Regions from separate parts of the Homo sapiens genome. Here region 2 is linked to region 1. Evidence: chromatin loops called from intact Hi-C (ENCODE). Cell type or tissue: IMR-90. All regions are shown on one strand.

Region 1 (8,000 bases):
AAAAACAAACAAAACAATAAAAAACCTCATTACAAAAACTACTAACTTTTTTCTTGTAAAACATAAATATTATACCTGAAGTATTGTACACATTGGAGATTAGGGAGTAAAATAATAAACACTGTTTACTTTTAGAGAAAAAGACAAAACAGGTTCGTCTGAAACCTAGTAGAATGTTTTTACATGAATACACTGCTTTGGAGCAATTGTGTATCTGCAGCTTTATAAATTACAGTAAGGCTGATTCCAAAAAAGGATAATGCATTTCTAGCCCTGCATCCCTGGGTGGTAGAAAGGAAGCTGTCTAGGTGTGCTCGAATTTCCCTAAGGCACCAGCTTTAAATGTCTTTGTATTCTGCTTCCTGTAGTTTCCAGTAAAGCTTCCTTCAGCTGCAGCCTAAAGCCACAGATGGCTTGCTGGAAACAGGAGAGGGCCTGAAGTCAAGCCAGTCTGTATCTGCTCGTACAGCACACTGTGCACCTTCTCAGTAGTGGTCAACCAGAGACAGGCAGAGATACTATCCAGACAACCTCAGGAAAATGTCAGCCGTATAGAATGTGAGCCACAAAAATGTCAATTCTCCAAATAATGATTTAAAAATGTATCTAACTCCACTGAAGCCTTCGAGATGTTTTATCCAAGAGAATGTAACTATTTTTTCCCTTATCAGATTGATCTTGGCTTAAGCTTCACTCTGAGGTTTAGTCATTGGAAGGTAATAATTCAGGATTCGGTTACCGATTTTTAATTAAGTAGATTTAGACCTGGATCTCACTCCTTATTATGGGGTTATATTTCCAATATTTCTTTAGCCAAAACATGTATTTTCTCTGAAGAAATGGCTCTTTTGTGTGAGAGAGATATTTCCAATTCAGGGAAGAAAGAGTGACGTTTGTTCTTGGACGCAGGGTGTGTCATCAGAGAGTGACTGACACACCTGATTGATGAGGCAGGTGCTGATGGATGAGAGCTGTCTAGGTGGCCCCAAAATGTGTAGTAATGAGGAAATGATGGATTGGTGATGCTAAACATATCAAGGTTAAGATGGCTTATACATTAAAAAATGCAATTTCAAAATATCAGTATGGTAAATATATATGACTTTCTGATGCGTGGGACTCTATTGCATAGTCACAGAGGTCGCCCTTGTTTATATTCCCCCACCATTGAAACACAGAAAGAGCAATGTGGCAATAGCTCCTTTTGGGAAAGAACCCTTCTTTTGTTAATATTGATCATTACGTTTTCTCAAAGACATATACACTTACATTTCATTTTGCATGGAGCAGTTTTGCTATATTTAAGCACTAAAGAGGGGGAATTAGAGCAATTGCTATTCCCTGCACTACACAAATAACTGTTCACTCATGTAATATGATATTCACTTCAAATATTTGATTATTTTGGCCAGGATTATCTCATGATATTTTTCTCCATGTTCTTTATTCTGTGTGTATATTTTGTGAATTGAACAATGAGCTCTATTATAGTTTGATAGCTCAAACAAGCTATTAATATTAGTTGTGTGTATTAGTCTGCTATTACCATGACAGTGCTACTTAACAAACCATCCAAAATTCAGTGTCTTATAATGAAAGCATTTGTTTTTATCACTTATGGGTCCACGGACTAGCTTGCCTGCCTCCGTTCCAAGCTGCGGGTTGGCTGTAGTTGGCTGTAAAGTTGAGTCTGGGTTCAAGTCTGCTCCACATGAATCCACTTTTTCTTTGAACCAGCAGTTACTCAGCACATGATATCTTAGTGGATCACAGGAGCACAAAGTCCTAGACAACAATAAAAACAAGAACAAAACGTAAGCACGTTTAAGGCCTCTGGCTGCTTCATGACCACTAACACTCATTCTAAAGCAAGTCGTAGGGCTAAGCCTAACATCAAGTGCACAGAAAAATATACTCTCCATTTTAGTGCAGTGCAAAGAGAGATACTGAAGAATTAAAAATCAGCCAGTTAAGCTGGGCATGGTGGCATGCACCTGTAATCCCAGCTATTCAAGAGGCTGAGGTGGAAGGATTTGCTTGACCCCAAGAATACGAGACCAGCCTGGGCATCATAGCAAGTCCTCATCTAGAAGAAAGGAAGGAAGGAAGGAAGGAAGGGAAGGAGGGAGGGAGGGGAGGGGAGGGGAGGAGAGAGGAGGGGAGGGGAGGGGAAGAGAGATAGAGAGAAAGAGAGAGAGAGAAAGAGAGAGAGAGAAAAAAGGAAAGGAAAGGAAGAAAAAAGAAGGAGTGAGGGAGGAAGAGAGGAAGGGAGGGAGGGAGGGAGGAAGGAAGGAAGGAAGGAAGGAAAGGAGGGAGGATGGATCAGCCAATTTACCACTCAATCCATGGCAAACACATCAGTGATTTAAGGATGCTTGTTCTGGGGTTCCCTGGAATGTGGGTGTGCTGCTTTATGGCATTAGTCATAGCAGTAGTACTACATAATAAGTGTGTGTAATGGCATTCACTGGGCCCAAGTACAATTGCCATCTTGCCCTTATGAACTTATTAGTAACAGTTAATAAACAAGTAGTGATAAATATAGCTTGAATGTTTAAAAATAACATTTAGTTTTTGAAGCTGATGATTAATAGAATAATGCCCAGCAACAGCATTTTCCTGTCTACCTACCTCCAACTCTTCAGTGCTCCTACCTGCAGCCCTCACCACAGCAATGTCCTTTCACCTGGTCTCATCTCCTTCAGTCTCGTTCCCTTGCATGTAAAATGCTGGTTCTGGATCAATTTTTAGATCAGACTTGATTAGCAAGTGCATCCTGATTCTACCACTTATTTGATTAAAAATCTTTCAACTGAATCCCATTAGCCAAAGAACACAGTCTGACAGCCAAACTCTGTATAATCCAGCATTGAAGGCCCTCTGTAGAAGACCCCATCCTGTTTTCCCAATCCTAATTCTCATTATTCTCCTTCATGTGCCCTATTCTTTTCTCAGAGTTATGCTTGCCCATGCATATAATGTAAATTCTTGCCCATTTAGCCTTGGATCAAGAGATTCTTTCAGGCTGGAATTGCCAATGCCAATTCCATTTCTACATGGTTTTATTCTATTTATGCTTCAAGACCCAGATCCAAATCACCTCCTCCTTGGAACAGTTGAGATCCTCATAGCCCAAAGTAATCTTCATCTTTTTGCAAAACTGTAAGACGTTTCTGCCTCTTTTACTGAACCTATCATTTTCTAAATTGCGTCATCATTATTTATCTATGTCTTACTACTAATGGACTATCACTTATCTTTTTCTACTTAAATACTAAATATACTTTCTTGAATATTGAAACAATATGTAATAAATAAATTTATCAATCCATTCATACCCTCAGTCATCGTTCTTCTGTGCTACGCATGCCAATAAGCTTAAGTGGTTTCCTTAAGTAACAGTCAGTTCACACTGGAATCAAAGCTGCTCAAACTCCACAAACTCCAACCCTCTCTTGAGTTTGCAGGCCCATTTCAGATTAGCAGAATCATTAGCAACATGTGGTGAAGCACTGCGTATTGCTTACGTTTCAGAATAATTTTGTCCTATATGACCTCTGTGAATATATCAGGGACTGGGCCTTTGGAAGCATTTCAACTTTGGGAAATGTCTGACTATGCAAATACTCTATAGTTTCGCCTGACTTAGAAGCTATGGACAGGCCAAGCCTGACCTACTAAGTAATGTGCCTGTAACAAAAATCACCCTGCACGTTTGCTATCTATCCATTGGATTTACAGACAGGGTTCAGGAGAGCCACCATTGTTCATGTTTACTGCCAAGGTCCAAGTACAAAATCTTAGCACCCCCTAATGTTGAAAGCAGTCTTTTCACCGTGAGCAGAAAATGGAATGAGAAAAATAGACTGAAGGCCAATCCCAGCGAAGTTTAACTTTGGAACTAGCCATGACCTATATTTGTGTAGAATACAAGCTTTATAGACATTAATTTCAGCACCAGTTTAATCCCTGTTCCTACTAGGGCTATTTTGAGCTTATTTCACCATTTCTTTCAAAATTGTCAATAAATTGTTCATCCCTTTATGCTCTTCTTAAATCATTTCTGAGCTGTCTGCTTAGGCCATGGAGTAGACAAAACTAAATCTTATGTTCTGAGGATTGTTTTTTTGTATTCTTTTATGGTAGACCGTTTAATCATCTTGAGATTATTCTTTATCTCTCCTTTGTATTTTTATTCTGAATTATAAAATTTTTATCTGAAAGAAGGCCTTTTTCTTCTATAAAGATTTTTTCCTTTAGCTTCTCATGTTTTGGAAAAGAAAAAGTTAAATATAGAGTGTGGCTGAATATAAACTGGACTGCAGTGTTAAATGCCTCTCAGCCTCTTTCTATCACACTGTGTAAATAAAAGATTTGTTGGCAGCAATTTTCTTGGTTTGTTGGGTAAATTCTTCATAAATTCAGTTTTCAGTCTGACAGTGTTCATGAAAGCGGAACATAAAAGTAAAACATATGCACATTTTCCACCAGCTTTATTATGCAAAGTACTTGATTTTGTATAAAACTGGATTTTTCAAGGCCAGGAAAATCTTCAATAAATCACATCAGCAATCCCAAAAACGTCTGTAGAACCCTATGTGTTTTCCCACTTCTTTCAGCAACTCCGTGAATAAGAAGGAGACACCTGAAGGCTCTGCTATGGAAGCAAAGAGCGAGGGAGGCAAAGATAGAGTGAGGAAGGGAAAGATAGACTGAGGGAGGCAAAGATAGAGTGAGGGAGGGAAAGATAGAGGGAGGGAGGGAGGGAAAGATAGAGGGAGGGATGGAAAGATAGAGTGAGGGAGGGAAAGATGGAGGGAGGGAAAGATAGAGTGAGGGAGGCAAAGATAGAGGGAGGGAGGGAAAGATAGAGGGAGGGAGGGAAAGATGGAGGGAGGGATGGAAAGATGGAGGGAGGGAAAGATAGAGTGAGGAAGGGAAAGATGGAGGGAGGGAGGGAAAGATAGAGGGAGGGATGGAAAGATGGAGGGAGGGAAAGATAGAGTGAGGAAGGGAAAGATAGAGGGAGGGAGGGAGGGAAAGATAGAGGGAGGGAGGGAAAGATAGAGTGAGGGAGGGAAAGATGGAGGGAGGGAAAGATGGAGGGAGGGAGGGAAAGATAGAGGGAGGGAGGGAAAGATGATGGAGGGAGGGAAAGATGGAGGGAGGGAAAGATAGAGGGAGGGAGGGAAAGATAGAGTGAGGGAGGCAAAGATAGAGGGAGGGAGGGAAAGATAGAGGGAGGGAGGGAAAGATTGAGGGAGGGAAAGATGGAGGGAGGGAAAGATAGAGGGAGGGAGGGAAAGATAGAGTCAGGGAGGGAAAGATGGAGGGAGGGAAAGATAGAGGGAGAGAGGGAAAGAGAGTGAGGGAGGGAAAGACAGAGTGAGGGAGGGAAATATAGAGGGAGGGAGGGAAAGATGGAGGGAGAGAGGGAAAGAGAGTGAGGGAGGGAAAGACAGAGTGAGGGAGGGAAAGATAGAGGGAGGGAGGGAAAGATGGAGGGAAGGAAAGATAGAGGGAGGGAGGGAAAGATAGAGTGAGGGAGGGAAAGATAGAGGGAGGGAAGGAGGGAGAGATGGGGCGGGTGGGGGGAAGGAAGAAAGAAAAGAAAAGAGGGAGGGAGGAAAGGAGGGAGCCCAGGAGGGAATGATCTGATCATGTTCTCAGAGTGTGACAGAAAATGGAAACTATGTTCTTTTTAAAAACCCTCCATGTACAATGTAAGGTCGGTTCTGTTTGGTCTGCATAGTGATGTCTTTGTTTTAATGCAGGGCCTCAGCAAGGATGTGGTGGTTATCTGACAGGCTCGAATAATACCTTTGCCTCTCCTGATTCTGATTCGAATGGAATGTATGACAAGAATTTAAACTGTGTATGGATCATAATTGCACCTGTAAACAAAGTAATTCACCTCACCTTCAATACATTTGCTCTGGAGGCAGCAAGTACTAGGCAAAGATGCCTTTATGATTATGTAAAGGTAAGGCTGTTTTATTTTTTTAACAGAGTCTATTCATCCCAGACTCTAATATAGTGTATTCCAGTTTATATCGTTACAGGAAGTCCTGCTAATTTTGAGTACAGGTGCTACTGCTTTTTAAAATGACCTTTTCTTCAGTGATGCTACATTTAATATTATAGATGCTCTATCTTCATATCAAATTAATCTTTAATATGGGTGACTCAAATATTTTGTGTGACTGGCTTCCAACATTAGCATTTAAATCTCCTATTCATCAATGTCTTGCAAAAGACGATCTATAGGAAGGTCGGTTTTCTGGAGAGAGATACTCAAAGGACCTTTGGCAAATCCTAAAATAAACAATGTCAGTGACACAAATAATCACCTCTTAATTTGTCTATTTCTTAGGCTTATAGATTTGCTTATCACATTATGTTTAGATATTAAAATGGTTCTGAAATCCCATTAAAAGTAAATAAAGGCTGGGCACTGTGGCTCATGCCTGTAATTCCAGCAATTTGGGACACCGAGGCAGGAGGATCACTTGAGGCCAGGAGTTTGAGACCAGCCTGGCCAACATGGTGAAACCCTGTTTCTACTAAAGACACAAAAAATTAGCCGGGTGTGGCGGCGGGCGCCTGTAGTCCCAGCTGCTCCAGAGGCTGAGGCAGGAGAATCGCTTGAACCCGGGAGGTGGAGGTTGCAGTGAGCTGAGATCTCGCCACTGCACTCTAGCCTGGGTAGCAGAGCAAGACTCCGTCTCAAAAATAAATAAATAAATAAAATAAAAAAGTAAATCAAGAAACTTCTGTTCAATTTTTAATGACTTTAATATTAAATTATTATACCTATCAGGTTATATAGGTTCAGATTACAAGTGTTAAGTAGCATCAATCAGTATTTACTACTGCACTCTCAGGGGAAAAATAAAAAGTATGGCAAGATTTGTATTTATGAGGAGCTTAAGTCTGATTAGAAAATTATGGGATGACACATGCAAATTAAGAATGCATAGTTCAGGATAGTCAGCATTTAAGCGCTAATGAATGCATTCGATGCAGGCTTGAAGCAATGTGCAAGCTTAGAAGGAAAGAAAGTTCATGAAACTCGTGTGATCAAGAATGACTTGATAGAGCGAGGGAAAACTTACTCAGGTCAGGAGAGAATTCAGGCAAGGTGAACATTTTCAAAAAGGCATAGGAATTGATACGTGCATGTTCTCGAAAGCGTAAAGAGGCTGGCTGTGTTGAAGCAGAATAGTGCTAAAGAGTAGCAAGAAATAAGATGGCCTACATAGAGAAATACCGAGATTACAAAGGATCCTGAAAGTCAAACTAATGACTTTAGACTCTGTGCGGGTGAAAATAAGGAGTGGTTGAAGGTTTTCCAATGAGTGAGGTGACAACAGCAGTAGCTAGGGAAGACTAACCTGAAATCAGCAGCTGTGGGAACTGGAAGGAGAGGAGGCTGGGAGGGCTCCAGAGAGAGGTCCCTCCTAGGTGAGAAGGTCAGTCTTAGACCTGGATCAGGGGTGCAGCCATGGCGGTGATGGCAAGAGGGGTGCAAGAGAAACTTAAGTTCTAGGATTGCAATAAACTTTAGAGAAAATAATTTTAAAAGAAAAGGAAGGAAAATTTGTGGAGGGAATACCCATTTGAGCACTTAGTTACATGCTTTTGTTTTTACTATGAAAGGGGCTAAGGTTGGGAGGCCAGAAAAATAACAGTGTGGTTTGGTGAGAGCAAGACAGACAAGTGAGACTGCAGTGGGCAGAGAATGGAACGGGGCTCCGGTGAGAAGACAGCTCCACGAATAGAGAGGACACAGCAAAGAGCCTTCCTTCCATCAGGAGAAAGGATGCTTTCTTAGAGGGAGTCAGCATAGATTTCAGAGAGTCAGGCTCTCAGCTCCAGGAAAAGTACCCAGGGAGGCAACTGGAGAAGGCAAAAGGCACAGGAAAAGAACAGACGCGTCATGAAAAGATAAATGTGAAGACCAGGAATAGTGTAGTATCCCTGAAGTCAAGGGGCAGGGG
Region 2 (8,000 bases), 160 kb before region 1:
AGAGAGAGAGGAAGAGACAGACAAAGTCAGAGAAGGAAAGAGAGGAAGAGACAAAGGAGTCAAAGAGAGAGAAAGGGATAGAAGTAGTAAAGAAAAAACAGTGTACCCTATTCCTTTAAAAGCCAGGGTAAATTTAAAACCTATAATAGATAATTGAAGGTCTTCTCTGTAACTCTGTAACACTCCAATACCACCTTGTTGTCAGTGTAAACAAGGGCATAACCTGAAAGCACTGAGGCCACTGACAACCCATAGCATTCCTATCAAACATCCTTAACCCAGCAAGTTTCCTAACAGGGGATCTAAATCTTAATTACCATACAAAGGTCCCACCAGACATAGGAGGAGCTCCCTTCAGGACAGGATATAGATGGTTCCTCCCAGGTGATTAAGGAAAAAGACACAATGGGTATTCAGGAAACTCTTATGGAAGCAGAGTTAGGAAAATTGCCCAATAATTGGTCTGCTCAAATGTGCAAGTTGTTTTCACTCAGCCAAATCTTAAAGTACTTACAGAATCAGGAAGGAGCCATCTATACCAATTCTAAGTTAATATGGATGGAATGAGGTTTTATTAATAGCAAAGAAAAATTAAAATCCCAAACTTACAAGGTTTTCTACTAACGTAGAGTTTGCTAAAAGTTAACAGTGTAACATGCATTATCCTACTACCACACACTCTCAAAGCATTTCTCAGACAGTTTGCAAGAAATAACAAAATCTGTCCAGTAAGGATAGTAACTACAATCCCAAATAGACTCTTCGGCAGCAGTGACTCTCCAAAACTGCTGAGGCCTAGACCCTCCTCACTGCTGAGAAAGGAGGACTTTGCACCTTCTTTGGGAAAGAGTGTTGCTTTTACACTAACCAGTCAGGGATAGTACGAGATGCCACGCAGCATTTACAGGAAAAAGCTTCTGATATCAGACAATGCCTTTCAAACTCTTATACCAACCTCTGGAGTTGGGCAATATGGCTTCTCCCCTTTCTAGGTCCCATGGCAGCCATCTTGCTATTACTTGCCTTCGGGCCCTGTATTTTTAACCTCCTTGTCAAATTTGTTTCCTCTAGAATCAAGGCCATCAGGCTACAGATGGTCTTACAAATGGAACCCCAAATGAGCTCAACTAACAACTTCTATCAAGGACCCCTGGACCGACCCACTGGCCCTTTCATTAGCCTAAAGAGTTCCCCTCTGGAGGACACTACAACTTCAGGGCCCCTTCTTTGCCCCTATCCAGCGGGAAGTAGCTAGAGTGGTCATCACCCAATTCCCAGCAGCAGTTGGGGTGTCCTGTTTAGAGGGGGGATTAAGAGGTGAAGCCAGCTGAGCTTCTGGGTCAGGTGGGGACTTGGAGAACTTTTCTGTCTAGCTAAAGGTTTGTAAATGCACCAATCAGCGCTCTGTGTCTAGCTAAAGGTTTGTAAATGCACCAATCAGCACTTTGTAAAAACACACCAATCTGCGCTCTGTGTCTAACTAAAGGTTTGTAAACGCACCGATCAGCACTCTGTAAAAATGGACCAATCTGCGCTCTGTAAAATGGACCAATCAGTGCTCTGTAAAATGGACCAATCAGCAGGACGTGGGCAGGGCCAAATAAGGGAATAAAAGCTGGCCACCCGAGCTAGCAGCGGCAACCTGCTCGGGTCCCCTTCCACGCTGTGGAAGCTTTGTTCTCTCACTCTTCACAATAAATCTTGCTGCTGCTCACTCTGGGTTCACACTACCTTTATGAGCTGTAACACTCACTGTGAAGGTTTGCGGCTTCATTCCTGAAGTCAGCAAGACCACGAACCCACCGGGAGGAACAAATAACTCCGCACTACCTTTAAGGGCCGTAACACTCATGGTGAAGGTCTGCAGCTTCACTCCTAAAGTCAGCGAGACCACGAACCCACTGGAAGGACGAAACTGCGGACACATCTGAACATCTGAACAAACTCTGGACACACCATCTTTAAGAACTGTAACACTCACTGTGAGGGTCCGTGGCTTCATTCTTGAAATCAGCGAGACCAAGAACCCACCAGAAGGAATAAATTCCAGACACACTACTGTCTTAGAGTGATCTAGCCCTGGAACATGTAGTGCTTGTGGGTCTCATAGCAGTAGTTCTCAACCATGATGCTAGAGCTCATTGGTGTATTTCAATCAACTGGAAAGAGAAGTGGAGTTCCAAGATTATACCAGGAACCAAGCATAGACATCTAAGCTGTGGCCCTGCTGTCAAAATCAGGGCTGAGCTCTAGCTGAGCACACATGAATGTGTGCAGTGGTTGACTCTTAACATTGTTCACATTCTGGTGCACTCATTATAGGAATGTCAGAGCTACTTATAACTGAATAGCCCTATTATACACTTAGGAGTGCTAGGCGTTCTGAGATTATAAACTGGGCTCTGAGTGTATGTCTGTTAAAATATGTATGGGGCTTTCAGTATTTAAAAATAGTCAGTGGTCATCCACAGAGCTACTTGCAGCTTGAAACGTACATTAGGAATTCCCAAAGTAAATGAGTTGTGATAACTAAGCTTGTAGAAGTTCTGGACCTTCCTCTTCATCAAGTGAGTAGATATTTATATATTTATTTATTTATTTATCAAGATAGGATCTTGCTCTGTCATCCAAACTGGAGTGCAGTGTCCTGGTCATAGCTCACTGGAGCCTTGAGCTCTGAGGCTTAAGTGATTCTCTCACTTCAGCCTCTTGAGTAGCTGAGACTACAGGTGTGTACCACTGCACCTGGCATTTTTTTTTTTTTAGTAGAGTTGAGGTCTTGCTATGTTGCCCAGTCTGATCTTGAACTTCTGAGCTCAAGCAGTCCTCCTGCCTTGGCCTCCCAAAGTGATGGGATTACAGGTGTGAGCCACTGCACCTGGCCCAAGTGGGTAGATTCAACCTAAGTCAACTCATGGATCCGTTAAATGCAGGGATTGGATTGATTCATCTCTATAATACAGATGATCTGTAGTATTCCGTGATTCTGAAACACATGATTCTAACTAGAGACAGTGTGAAAAGAGACAGAAAGGTCAGGAGAATCCTGGGAAATGGCCCAGAATTTCAAGGGCTGGGGCATTCTCCAGAGCATACGTGCTACCCAGATGCTCCTGTGCACATGAACCCTGGGGATCTTGTTGGATAGAGGATGGGGTCTGGGGCAAGGCCCGTGAATCTGCATTTCTAACAAGCTCCCGGGTAATGCTGCTGGTGCTGCTCTATGGACCGCTCTGAGGAACAAGGTGAGAGCAAGTGTTGAGACTGGAGAAATGAGATGGTAGAAAGACAGTATCCCTAGAGACTGGAGAATCCTTCTGAGATGTTGAAAGGGCACATTGTACTGTTTGTTTTAATGACAGTAGGATAATAGCAAGATCTAAAGCAGAGAGAACTTTCCCCCAGGGACAGAAGTGTAGAAGGTAAGAAATGTTAACCAGGAAGCCTGGGCTCAGGGCCCTGGAGAGTGTTCTCAGTCCTAGATGCACCATTGGAATTGCCTGGGAGTTTTAAAAAGTGCCCATGCCTGGGTTCCAATATCCAGAGACAGGATTCAGTTGGTCTGCAGTGGGGCCCTGACTATTGCTAATTTCTAAATGCTCCTTAAGTGATTCATCCGTACAGTCAGGATGGAGAGTTTGGGAGGGCAGTGATTTTGCTGATTACTTTCTCCTAAGTGGCTGCTTCCTCTCCCCTCCAGGCTGTTCTAGCCTTACTAGCCCAAGGCCACTCTAAGGAGCTTGATTGAACGGTCATGGCAGGCTGTGCCCAGATTACTGTATCAATGGGCTCTTCCAGCCAATGTGCTGAATATTCTGGTGAAATCTCTGAGTTTTATGTTGGGAACATTTTTTTCTACCAGTTCTACTTGGAATCTGTCTTCCTTTGGGAGAGTCAAAGGCACCCTCTGTCTATTCTGCTTTCCTGTTTACTATTTCAAAACTTTCTCCCAGTTGCTGGAAACTTGGAGCCAGAGTTATGCAACAAAATGTTGCCAGCTGGGACCAGAACCGAAATATAAAATTGTTTTTTAACTCTGTGCTGCTCACAATATGTAAATTATACTTGGGAGGAAACTTCTGGAAAGGAATTTTTAGTCATTTAGATCTGTGCAAAATTGACTATCATATTCTACAGGTATGCAATGCCACAGGTACACAGAGTTCAATACTCTGCATCTGAAGTAGGTCTTTAGTTTGAGATAACCTGAGAAGGGGAGCCCACAGAGAGGGCGAGCTCTTCCATGGGAGAGGTCCCGCCATTTTTGATCCATTGGAGTTAAATGCAAGACGTAAATCATGATGTATCATTCACGCATTTGTTCATTCCACAGACACTAAGGATGTCTTTTGTGCCAGGTACTGTGCTGAGACGGGGGACACAGAGTGACTCAGACCAGCAGGCCTGGTTTCTACTCTACAGAGCTAGGCTAGGTGGGAGAAGCAGACATCACGCAAAAACACACTTAAATAAATAGAAAATCAAAACCATGAGTAGTGCCAAGCGGGCACACACAGGGCATCTGACTTGGGCCCAGCAGGAGGTCAGGGATGATCTCCACGCAAATGAGACCTCTGAACCAAAACCTAAAAAATAAGCAGGAGTTAACTAGGCAAGCAGGATAAGGAAAAGGATTCCAGGTAGAAGAAAGACCCTGTGATAGGAGGGAGTGGGGAGAGCCCGAGGGACCTGAGAAGTCAAGAGGATGGAACTGAGTCGAAGAGAAACAGCGCTGCCAAGGTGGCTGCAGAGCTAAGCACATAATGTGGCTAAGCGCGCACACACACACACACACACACACACACACACACACGAGCAGGGATTCTGCAGCCATGGGGCCAAAATAAATTTAAAAATTACTCTCAATGCTCAAGACACACACACACACCACACACACACACACACACGGGGAGGGACTCTACAGCCACAGGACTAAATAAATGTAAAAATTACTCTCAGTGCTCAAGAGACACACCACACACACACACACACACACACACACACCACACACGGGCAGGGACTCTACAGCCATGGGGCTAAATAAATGTAAAAATTACTCTCAATGCTCAAGTGTAATTGTAATTTTTTTTTTGAGACGAGGTGTCATTCTATTTCCCAGGCTAGAGTGCAGTGGCGCAATCTCAGCTCACTGCAGCCTCAGCCTTTTGATAAGGTGATCCTCCCACCTCATCCTCTTGAGTAGCTGGGACTACAGGGGTGCACCACTTCACCCAGTTAACTTTTGTATTTTTTGTAGAGATAGGGTTTCTCTGTTTTCCAGGCTGGTCTCAAACTCCTGAGCTAAGCAATTTGCTTGCTTCGGCCTCTCAAAATGCTGGGATTACAGGCATGAGCCACTGAGCTGGTCATAACATTCTTAAATGCATTTGTGTGAGTGTGTGTAACATATCAGAAGGAAAATAATTAGAAAGGCTTCTCCTTGCACAGCCCCGCAAGGGATGTTCTCAGAATCAGGTGGAGGGCTCAGGACAGCCCCGCTAACGCTGGTCCTGGAGTTGCTCTTCGTGCCCTGGCCAGGTCAAGTGGCTTTAAACTCCTAGCCTCTTTTCCTCAGAATCCTATCACCTTGCAATCCCTTCCCCCTGCCCCACCCTCCCCACTGGACTCTTTTCTAAACTGTGCAGTACGATCTCCAAACACCAAGCAGAGAGTTCAAACTTGGCAGCGACATCATTTCCTGAGCACTGCTTCTGAGGAAGAGTTCCTACACACTTCATTCATTTCCCCAGTTCATACACAAACGCATTTACAAAATATGCTTCTTTGTGAACGACACAAACCTTCTATTGGCTTTAAGAAAACGGATCTACAACGAGGCTTTATCTGTGGGCTCTTTCTGAACATGGCCATGCAGACATGAGACAAAGTAACATTGCAGGGCCTTTTATGCGGGTCCTCAAAGAGGGCCCCACCCTGGAAATAAAGAAATGGCCACAGTTGCCCTGTCTCTAATCGGTTCATGGTATTCAGCCTTGACAGCATTGTCCAGCGGCTGAATTCAGCCTTGGAGGCCTCCATCTGGGTTGCAGGGGGAGGGGGTGGGGGATAGGGGTGGGGAATACAGAAGTTTCCGCAGGCTGTGTGAAAAGTGGCCTCCCAACCAGCTGCACAGACCCCCTCGCCTCTTCTGGTCGTTGCTCCCAGAAGCCTTCTTTCACTTAGTGATGGAATCCAGCATACAAACAAGGTCAAGGAGCTTTGTGAGCGAGAGAGTGACATTTGCAAAGGGAGCGAACCCTTCAGCTGGGAGCTTGCAGGAGCAGGGCTAAGGGGCATGTGATCAGGAGGTGATGTCACCCAGGATTTCCACAAAGGAAAAAGTGGCCTTTTCTTTGGGAAGATAGATGACATCAGCCTCTCAAATGGGGGCTGGGTCCATTTTATCTTCCTTTTAGCTATTAAGGAGATTTCTCAAGCCTTGAGAAGTTTCAGAAATTAGAAGAGAACATTTTAAAAACCGTGTCAACATCTTTTATGACTGGCTCGGTTTGGATGTAAGCCAGTGCCTTCTTGACTACCTGTGGGCATGAGGCACTGTACCAAAGGGCTTTTAAAAAACATCTTTAGAGCACTGGCAGAAAACCGCCATGAGGTCGGCAGTGTTTCTCTTAAAGTTAGATCTTTGCTCCAGGTCTCTTTCTCTCGAGTGGTCTTTCATTAGCCTTTGTTTATCACTGGTCTTTCGGGGGAATTCCTTCTCATTCAAAAATTTTATTCCTTTTGTGACTTAGAGTACATGTAGTACGATTTCTGGGAGGTTCACCCTTTAAAGACAAAGGTTTTATCTTTTGTAATTCTGTTATCCACTTGTCTTGTGTGAGAGAAAATGCCTTAGGGTGTGAGGGTGAGTAAGCTGGGCTCTAGGAGAAGATCTGCTGGACCCAGCCTATAATGAACAGGCAGCTACAACTGTGAATCATGTTAATTACATGATTATTTACATGTCAATTACACATAACCTCTGCCAGCAGATATTTTTTGAGAAGAAGTTTTTCATTCATTCAACCAACCATCCAGCACATATTTTGGGCTTGTTGTCTAAATATAGAGAGTATTAATTTGCTTGGGCTGTCGTAACAAAAATGCCACAGATTGGGAGGCTTAAGCAGCAGAAGTGTGCTGTCTCCTGGAGGCTGGAAGTCCAAGGTCAAGGTGTCGGCAGGGTTGGTTTCTCCTGAGGCCTCTCTCCTTGGCTTGCGGATGCTGCCTTTTCCCTGTGTCCTCACATGGTGTTTTCTCTGTGTGTGTTCATCCTGATAGCTCTGTGTGTCCAAATTTGCTCCTTATAAGGACACCAGTCAGATTGGATTACAGTCCATTCAGCTTCATTTTAACTTAATTGCCTCTTTTTAAAGGCCCTATCCCCGAGGACAGTCACATTCTGAGGTCTGGGAGTTAGAACTTCAACATATGAATTTTGGCAGAGATACAATTCAGCCCATACCAGAAAGGAAGGAGATCACATTCTTGACTTTGGGGAGTTAGTCATAGAGTAGGCAAGGCAGGTAAACCAAGTGTAGAAATATATACATAATCCAGGACGCCATGGGAACACAGAAAAAAATAGCTAGGACAGCCTGCGGAAGTTCAAAGAGACCTCCAGGCAGCTTTGACATTTGAACTGAGTTTTAAAGAATGGGCAAGAATTGATCAGACAAATATCTGGGAGAGGAAGGCTTTTCTAAGTAGAAGCAGCAAGGTGTGAGGGCACAAAAGTTTTGCAAAGAGCAAGTCCTTCAGCTAGACCACACATTCTCTGCATTCTCCATTGGGGCAGTATCAACTCCAAGGAGGTAAAATTGGCTCTTGGTAGGGGGATTAAGAAATTCTTACTCTTTAATGTATAAAGCATAAAGATATACAGTACATAACAGATATGCAATATACTTGTGGTATTAAATTTTCATGGTTGAGAATTTGGAAAAAAATGTCCGAACAATCTCCTTAGGGGGCTGATAATGAACAAAAGGTGAGAAACA

What was found. Peaks named below come from ENCODE experiments on the same cell type or tissue, not always from the same donor. Only the 100,000 strongest peaks of a DNase experiment are listed, where the experiment ranks them.
Region 2: it touches region 1 in a loop (3-fold over the local background); 9 of 110 quality-filtered maps call a loop at or near these places.

Annotation. Positions count from the first base shown.
Region 1 is chr10:16,849,218-16,857,217 of GRCh38, reverse strand. It overlaps CUBN (cubilin), which reads left to right. Exons shown (of 67, transcript NM_001081.4): 60 at 5,775-5,983. Among named protein-coding and RNA genes, the nearest start is that of RSU1, 36 kb to the right of the region's middle. RefSeq lists a silencer at 772-972. In IMR-90, a CTCF peak has its summit at 3,813; a DNase peak (open chromatin) is centred at 3,787.
Region 2 is chr10:17,005,243-17,013,242 of GRCh38, reverse strand. All of the region lies in intron 28 of CUBN (cubilin), which reads left to right. Among named protein-coding and RNA genes, the nearest start is that of CUBN, 120 kb to the left of the region's middle. RefSeq lists an enhancer at 6,119-6,413. In IMR-90, no CTCF peak of the experiment used is centred here; a DNase peak (open chromatin) is centred at 3,642; H3K27ac peaks cover 2,100 bases.